3 separate regions of the Homo sapiens genome follow, and regions 1 and 2 are each linked to region 3. The links are chromatin loops, found by intact Hi-C in ENCODE. Cell type or tissue: heart left ventricle. All regions are shown on one strand. Region 1 overlaps CMIP (c-Maf inducing protein). Region 2 overlaps CMIP (c-Maf inducing protein). Region 3 holds the start of MIR6504 (microRNA 6504).

Region 1 (2,500 bases), 110 kb before region 3:
CAAAGGTAACACCCCTGTCCACCTGGATGAAGAATGTTCCAGAAGCTTCCCTCCAGGCACGGTCCTTGCCTGCTGAGCAGTCACCGGGGGAATCGGGGGCAGTTACCGGGGCCTCAGACTGTGGGAGCTGCCTCTTCCTGGGTCTCCAGCCGTGATTTCAGACTCGTCTTTCATCCTTCCCCTCTCGGTTGCCAGCCCAGTGCTGGAGGGACGCAGGGCAGAGCCCAGCCAGCTGCAGGTGTTTCCAGGCATGTGCTGGGAATGGAGCAGATGCGGGGCTGAAGCTTTCCCCAGAACTGGCCTTTATTGACGCAGAGGGTGGGAAAGAAGGCACGTGGCTGTGCTGGGAGAGGGTGGGTCTCCCTATAGCCTGGACCTGGGAAGGGCCTTCTCTAGAGCTCTCCAGGGACGGCCAGACAGCTCCCCTTCCACCTTGGGGTGTAAGCGGAACAGGACACACTCCCCTCAGGAAGCACGGTATCAAAGAGGGTCAGGAGGAGCCCCAGCCGGCTCCCGTTCTGAGGAGGCACCTGTGGGCATGGGGGACCCCCGGGGCCGCCCCCCGATGCCTCCGCTGATGCTTAAGGTCACACAGCAGGACATGGTAGCTGGGTTCAAACTCAGGTCAGGCCAACTGCAAAGCCTGTGCTCTTTCGACTCCTGGATGGACACTGCCCAGGTGCCCCTGGGTAACTGATACCCTTGTCCCCAAACAACTCTGAATCTCTTTTCATCATGAATATTATTAATAACAATAAATACTAATAACTGCCATTTATCAAGAGCCCCTACTTGCCAGGTGCTTTCTCATTCAGCCTGCCAAGGAAGCCCGTGAGTTGGGCACCAGTATCGCACTTTACAGATGAAGTCATTGAGGTACAGAGCAGCTATGTAACTAGCCATGGATCATAGAGCTAGTGTCGGAGATGGCACCCACACACAATTCTGATGACAAAACCTTACACTTGGGGACTGTAAGGCTTTGGGCACATTAGGTGACCTCTCTGAGCTTCAGTTTTGTCTTCTGTAAAATGGACCTCATATGCTGTCCGTGGCATAGGTTTGCATATGTGAATTAATGACTGTGGAGTACCTGGCACTCAGTGTTAGCTCTCACCATCATCATCATCATTACTGTAGCATAGGGTTTCTCAGTGAAACAGACACTGATGGTCAGAGTGGACCTCTCAGCCTGGGGGAAGCAGAGGATGAACCCTCTGGGGCGGGGCCCTGGGCAGGCTGGTTCAGTGATAAGCAGGAGCCAGGCGACCCACAGGCTTCTTGGATGGGCTGGGCGTGCATGGCATAACCGTTTGAGAACAACAAACCAAGCCGGCCGGGCTGCCGCTCTGTTTCCTGCGAGGAGGGAAGTTACAGATCTCCGCCCTGGCGTCCGGGGAAGGATGGGACAGGCTGCTGAGGTACAGTCCCATGTGGGGAACGACTCTGTCCAGCTTGATGTCTGTGCCTAAAACCTCGCCTGCTGCTGCTGGCCACAGGCCAGTGAAATTCACAGACCCACTTCTCAGAGGGTGGGCAGGTGTGTCTGCTAATCTGAGAGACCCCAGGCCCCTTCTCTTTTTATGTTTGTGGGAGGAATGGCTGAGACCCCAAAGCTGTGGGCTGCTGCTCTTTGGAGGACTTGAGACATTGTGAGAGCTGTCACCTCCTCCTGGAAGCCCCTGCCTGCTGTGGTCAGCCATGGCCACTCACTCTCCTGGGGCATCTGCTGGCCTCCCTTAGTGACTTGGCTGTTGGCTGTCATTTTCTTTCCACCTCATTCCCCCAACTAGACAGGAAGCTGTCAGTCCTCAGCCTCCTTATCTGTAAAATGCAGTTTGCGAGATAATCCCCAGCTCCCCCAGCTCCCCCAGCTCCGAGACTTGCAGGAGCAGAGAAAGAGGCCATGAAGCTGGCAGGGGCGCAAAGGAAGCAGGGCGTTGTTCCAGGGAAGGGAGAGCAAGTGAGCCAGGGACCGAGGGTGGGGCTTTGAAGATGCTGTGAATCCAGGGTAGCAAGTGTAGTGGTGCCTTTGTTTTTTCATCTGTAGAATGGGGATAATGGGACTGGTCTCCAAGGGTGGATATGAGTGCTGGGTGAGTTAACACACATCACATGTGTAAACAGGGCCTGGACCATAGTAGGTGCTATGGTTACTATTAAAATTGCTACATTTAGTTAATTAAAATAAATATTAAATCAATATTTGTCGTGCCTGTTGTGTGCTCAGAATACAGCAGTGAACAAAACAGACCCCCTTCATGGGGGCGATCCTACTTGGGGGCGATGGATGGGAAACAAGGAAGTAAGTGAAACCTATTTAGAATTTGTACGATGGAGGGGAGTTAATTGCTTCTCAACCCTGACAAGTGAAAAGAAAAGTGAGAAGGACTTTGAAGGACAAAGACCAATTAAAATTTCAGCCTTTCAGCAAGGATCAAATCAGATTTATGGTTGTTTCATCCAGTGATAAAACCCTTTGAATGGATGACGATGTCTC
Region 2 (2,500 bases), 110 kb before region 3:
CCTAAATTCTTGAATGGGGAGAGAAAATGCGGTAGCTGGGGGTGGAGTGGGGTCGGGGGCAGGATCTCAGGATGGGTGTGGCATGGGCATTGATGCTTAGGTTTGACTCTGGTTCTTTTTTTTTTTTTTTTTTTCTGAGACGGTGTCTCGCTCTGTCGCCCAGGCTGGAGTGCAGTGTCGTGATCTCAGCTCACTGCAACTTCTGCTTCCCAGGTTCTCGCAATTCTCCTGCCTCAGCCTCCCGAGTAGCTGGAATTACAGGTGCATGCCACCATACCCAGCTAATTTTTGTATTTTTAGTAGAGTCGGGATTTCACCCTGTTGGCCAAGCTGGTCTCGAACTCCTGACCTCAAGTGATCCGCCCACCTCGGCCTCCCAAAGTGCTGGGGTTACAGGCGTGAGCCATTCTGCTACTAACCGGCAAGTGACTTAAGTCCTTGTGCCTTCCTTGCCTGATTTATGAAATGGCAACAATCCTGGGGATGATGGGAGGACTTTTTTATTCAGTCAACACATGAGTGGTGCCTACTATATGCTAGGCCCTATTCTAAGTGTTGCAACTATTAAATAGAGTAGTCTGCAGAGCAGCCCTAAGGGGCAGCTACTGCCTAGCTCCGATGAGGAAACTGAGGCCCAGAGAGGTTAAGTAACGTACCCAGCTGCTAGGAGGCAGGGCTGGGCTTCAGACCATGGAGTCTGGACCCGGGACCTGGGCTGACAGTTGCAGCATAACAAGGATTAGGTGAGATGCTACATCAGTGAGGTGACCACTTGTCCTGTTTTGCCTGGACAGTCCCAGTTTACACTTGTAGTCCTAGTAAAGTGATCAGTGACGCTTCATTTCATTCATAGATTACATGGTCAACTTATGTATTGAGTATTCAGGACAATCCTGGGGACATGGTGGCACTGCCTCCATGTGAGCAATGGAGGGGGAGGTGACATGGCCACAGAGCACCCAGCCTGGCTCGCCTGGGGGTGCCTGGGTTACCCGCAGAACGGAGATGTCCTCGTTCATTAACTCATTCGCTCAGCGATCCATGGGCCTGTCACGTGCGCCAGGCATTTGGGCGTCATGCTGATGGCTGGGCGAGGATGGGGAGGACTCAGACAAAAGAAGACAGCCAGCAGGCTCTGGGAAATGAAGTCACATCCAAGACCTGCCCTTGTGAGAAATGTCAAGTGTTACCGTTATCATCATATTCCCATTGCTTTGTTTGGCAAATTATGACAATATGGCTGTTAACTAAGCAGATTCTGATTACCTATTGTTTGAATGCAAAAAACAAAACAAAAAAAGAAGCAAGAAAAAGCCTTCTGGCTATGTGACCAGTATTTAGAAATTTCCATTCCTGAACAGGCCTCAGGGCAGAGCCAGTCCCCAGGCTGTGCGGAGCCACTGCTGTCCCTGCAATGCCGGGTAATCACTTTGTCTTTGCTGCTGCATCCATCACGCCCTGTCTCTCTGTCCTTAGATATGTTTGCGTGATGTCGTGGGATGTGGCTTTCCCAGGCAGTCTGTTAAGCAGCCAGAGATCTACTCTGGCCTCCTCGTTGATGTTTCATTAAAGAGCTGCCCTAGTTCAGCACAACCTAAATATTACAGCTAAAGAACACAGGCCCCGGAGTACGGTGACCAGTTTGTTCTGATTTGCCCAATACTGTCCCAATTATACTGAAAGTCTTGAATTCCAGGAGATCCCTCAGTCCCAGGGAAACCGGGATACATGGTTACCCTGCTCTGGAGTGAACACAGCCCTGGGTCATCATCTGTGGCTCTGCTGTGTGACAGCCGGGTGCTTGATGGTGAAGAGTTTCCCCCTGGTATGAGCAGTCAGTGTTATCCCTGGTCTCAGTGGATCACTGGGTCGCCTGCCTAGTCCCAGATACCTCTGATCCCTTTATTTTAATTTTTATTTTTTGAGGCAGGGTCTCTGTGCACCCAGGCTGGAGTGCAGTGGCAACAATTATGGCTTACTGCAGCCTTGACCCCCCAGGCTCAAGCCATCCTCCCACCTCAGCCTCCCGAGTAGGTGGGACCATAGATACATGCCACTGCACCTGGCTAATTTTTAAATTTTTTTGTACAGACAGGTCTCTCTGTGTTGCTGAGGTTGTTCTTGAACTCTTGAGCTCAAGCGATCCTCCTGCCCTGGCCTCCCAAGGTGCTGGGATTATAGGCCTGAGCCACCGCGCCTGGCCTTCTGCCCCATTGAGGTGCCAGTCTGGTCACCTTATCTCACTGTGGATGTCTAGAAGTGAATTCTGAATCTCAACCCACTGCCTTGTTCTGAGGTTGCCTGAACCCCATGGCACCCCTCCAGATCCCTGAGCGGATCACCAGGCCTGTCAGTGACAGACGTCATCACCTGGGAACAGGGCAGGATGTGGCTGAGTAGCTGACATGTAATGAGGGCGTGTTCACACCTGGCCCTGTGCTCCATGGACTTTATATTTAAATCCTCACATGCCAACTGTCATTTTATAAATGGAGAGGTG
Region 3 (2,500 bases):
ACAGCATTGGGCTGAGAGTCACCCAGTCTGGGCTCCAAGGAATGCTGAGCTCAGTAGCGGAGCGTAACAACTTAGCATTGTTAGAAATGTCCTGTTTCTTACTGTCATCTCTCAGAGGACTCTGGAAACCACGCCTGCCCCAGTCTGCTTTCTTCTTAGTGAATCTCTCACACTCTGCCCTCTACGCTTTTCTTTTAACCCTGTCCCCACACCCCCACACTGTCCCTCCCCCCCTCCCCACCACAGCCAGCAAAGCCTTCCTCTTCTTTCTTTCTCTCCTCTCATCTTTATGATAGAGGTCAGTGTCACCCTCCTGCCAGACACTTCTGCCAGCTCCTCTGCCTCTTCACTCGCTCCTTCTTGCCCATCCGATGGCTGCAGCACAGAGTCCATGAAGGGGGTGGTCAGTGCCAGCCCCCCTCGGCGGGGGAGATGGGGCGGGCAATCACAGGGTTCAGTGGCCAACGGAGAGGTAGGGTAGCCAGAGATTGTCCTACCCCAATGACTTTGCTGTAGTCACAGAGCTTTGAGGCAGCCTCTCCCCTGTGCTCGGGGAGGCCCCATGCGTGAAGAGCCCCTCAGCCCCTGGGGAGACAGAGCCATAAACAAATGATTACGGAAATAATGGCTAAATTAGAGGCAACCGTGGAGGACTGGGAGCCCAGAGAAGGAGGAACTTATTTGGCCTGGGGGGCCAAAGCAGGCTCCCCAGACAGGGGGCATTTGAACTGGGTGTAGAGGGATGAGTAGAAGTGTGCCAGAATGGTGGGGTGGGGGCACACTCCCCGGGCAGAGGGGATGTGTGTGCAAAGCCTGAATATGGGGGACCTGGGTACTTGCTGCAGCTGGAGGAGATGGAGAGATGGAGTTTGGGGCTGTGGATATGTCTAGATCTGTTGGGCGATGGCCAGATCACCCAGGCCTTGCCAGCCAAGTGAAGAAGCCTCAGACCCTCTTCCAAAGGCAATAGGCAGCCACTGAAAGCTCTGAAGGGGTAGAGGGACACTAGAGGAATCAGTGTGGTGGCAGGGCAGAGGGGCCTAGATCTGTGCATGACAGAGAGGCAGGAGGGAGCCCCTTGAAACATTCCAGTTGGAGGAGAGGAGGCCCTGAGCCTCCACTTTCCTGCTCCACCAGCAAAGGGGCCTCATTCCTTCTGGGGCTGGAGGGGCAGCCCTGGCCTCCAAAGGAGGCCAGAGCATCACTCGCCACAGGGATGGAGGGGCAGTGAGGCTGAAAAGCAGAGAAGCAGTGCCTGGAATGTCCCTTTAACCCGGCTGTGGCCGCGGGCCCAGCTGTGATGACTCGCCTGGCCGCCGTGTCTGGCAGGGCTTCAGGACAGAGCTGCCGCCGTGGTGCTGAGGAGCCGAGCGGGCGGGGAGCCTCTAGCTGCTCCAGCATCCCACTTGCTCACTGCCCCCTGATCCCGTGGACAGCGCAGTCAGAGGCAGGAGCAGGAGAGGAGGAAGCAGAGGAAAAGGAGGAGGAGGAGGCGGCTTGCAACTCCTCAGATCCAGAGCCGGACTCCGAGCTAATGAGGGAGCAGCAGACACGGCCTCCCAACCCTTCCCCCAAGGGGAACCCAGGTGGGTGCAGCCCCTGCCCCTGGCGGCTGTGGTTCTCTCCCTGGCTGCCATTTCCGTCAGGGGAGGTAGACCTGGATCGGCTTCTCCCTTGCTTCCCTCTCATCCTCACCCCCACACTCTGCCCACCGTGATGCATGGGTGGTATGTAGCTGGCTCATTCTATAAACAGGGCTAGCGAGTCTGTGTGGTTCTAGGGAGGCTGGGGCGGGGTGCACTTGGCCCCTGGTGTGGTACTCAGGGCTTTCTTCAGTCCTGGTTGTATTCACGTGCCTTTTGTGACGGGTGGCAGGACCCTCTGCTTTGAGAGGCTGTACTTTGTCTTGATTCACATACAACATACTGTATTAGATCCCAGAGCCGTGGTGTCACAGAGAACAACCCCTTTGGCCCTGGGGACAGATCTTCCCTGCTCCAGGGTGGGAGAGGGGACCAAGAAACAGCCAGGTGCCCATCTGAACGGCATTACCTTAGTGCTCCTAGTCAGCAGATGAGTGAAAGTGCCTTAAATGGTGCCGCCCGGCACAGCCACCAGCAGCCACGCATGGCAGCCCACAGATGGATTTAATTTACTCATCAAATTAATAACACAGTTCCTCAGTCCCGTTAGCTACACCTCCAGTGGCCAGGGGCCACACATGGCCAAAGGCTGCTGTGTTGGACAGCGCACATAAAGAACATTTCCATTGACACACGAAGTTCTGTGGAGCAGTGCTGACCTCGAGGCCTTTTCATTTTGACCTCATACTGCAGGCACCTGAGCCCCTCCTGGGGCGAATCACGTCAGATCACAGGGGGCTCTTCGATCTTGCAGTCTGGCTGTGCTGTAATGCAGTCTGCACCCTGCTGCATTACAGCACAGCCATTCTCTCTACAGACAAGGGGAATGGCGGGGCCCAAAGAGGGCTAGTGCCCCT

What was found. Peaks named below come from ENCODE experiments on the same cell type or tissue, not always from the same donor. Only the 100,000 strongest peaks of a DNase experiment are listed, where the experiment ranks them.
Region 1: a loop joins it to region 3, with 9 times the contacts of the local background. A loop is called at or near these places in 6 of 110 quality-filtered maps.
Region 2: a loop joins it to region 3, with 2.9 times the contacts of the local background. A loop is called at or near these places in 9 of 110 quality-filtered maps.

What each region holds. Positions count from the first base shown.
Region 1 is chr16:81,494,074-81,496,573 of GRCh38, forward strand. The region is part of intron 1 of CMIP (c-Maf inducing protein); the gene reads left to right. Among named protein-coding and RNA genes, the nearest start is that of MIR7854, 39 kb to the right of the region's middle. RefSeq lists an enhancer at 1-104. In heart left ventricle, no CTCF peak of the experiment used is centred here; a DNase peak (open chromatin) is centred at 1,348; H3K27ac peaks cover 2,103 bases.
Region 2 is chr16:81,501,494-81,503,993 of GRCh38, forward strand. All of the region lies in intron 1 of CMIP (c-Maf inducing protein), which reads left to right. Among named protein-coding and RNA genes, the nearest start is that of MIR7854, 31 kb to the right of the region's middle. In heart left ventricle, no CTCF peak of the experiment used is centred here; no DNase peak of the experiment used is centred here; H3K27ac peaks cover 1,485 bases.
Region 3 is chr16:81,608,955-81,611,454 of GRCh38, forward strand. All of the region lies in intron 2 of CMIP (c-Maf inducing protein), which reads left to right. MIR6504 (microRNA 6504) reads left to right here and starts at 2,394; the gene lies at 2,394-2,454. In heart left ventricle, no CTCF peak of the experiment used is centred here; a DNase peak (open chromatin) is centred at 1,327; H3K27ac peaks cover 1,392 bases.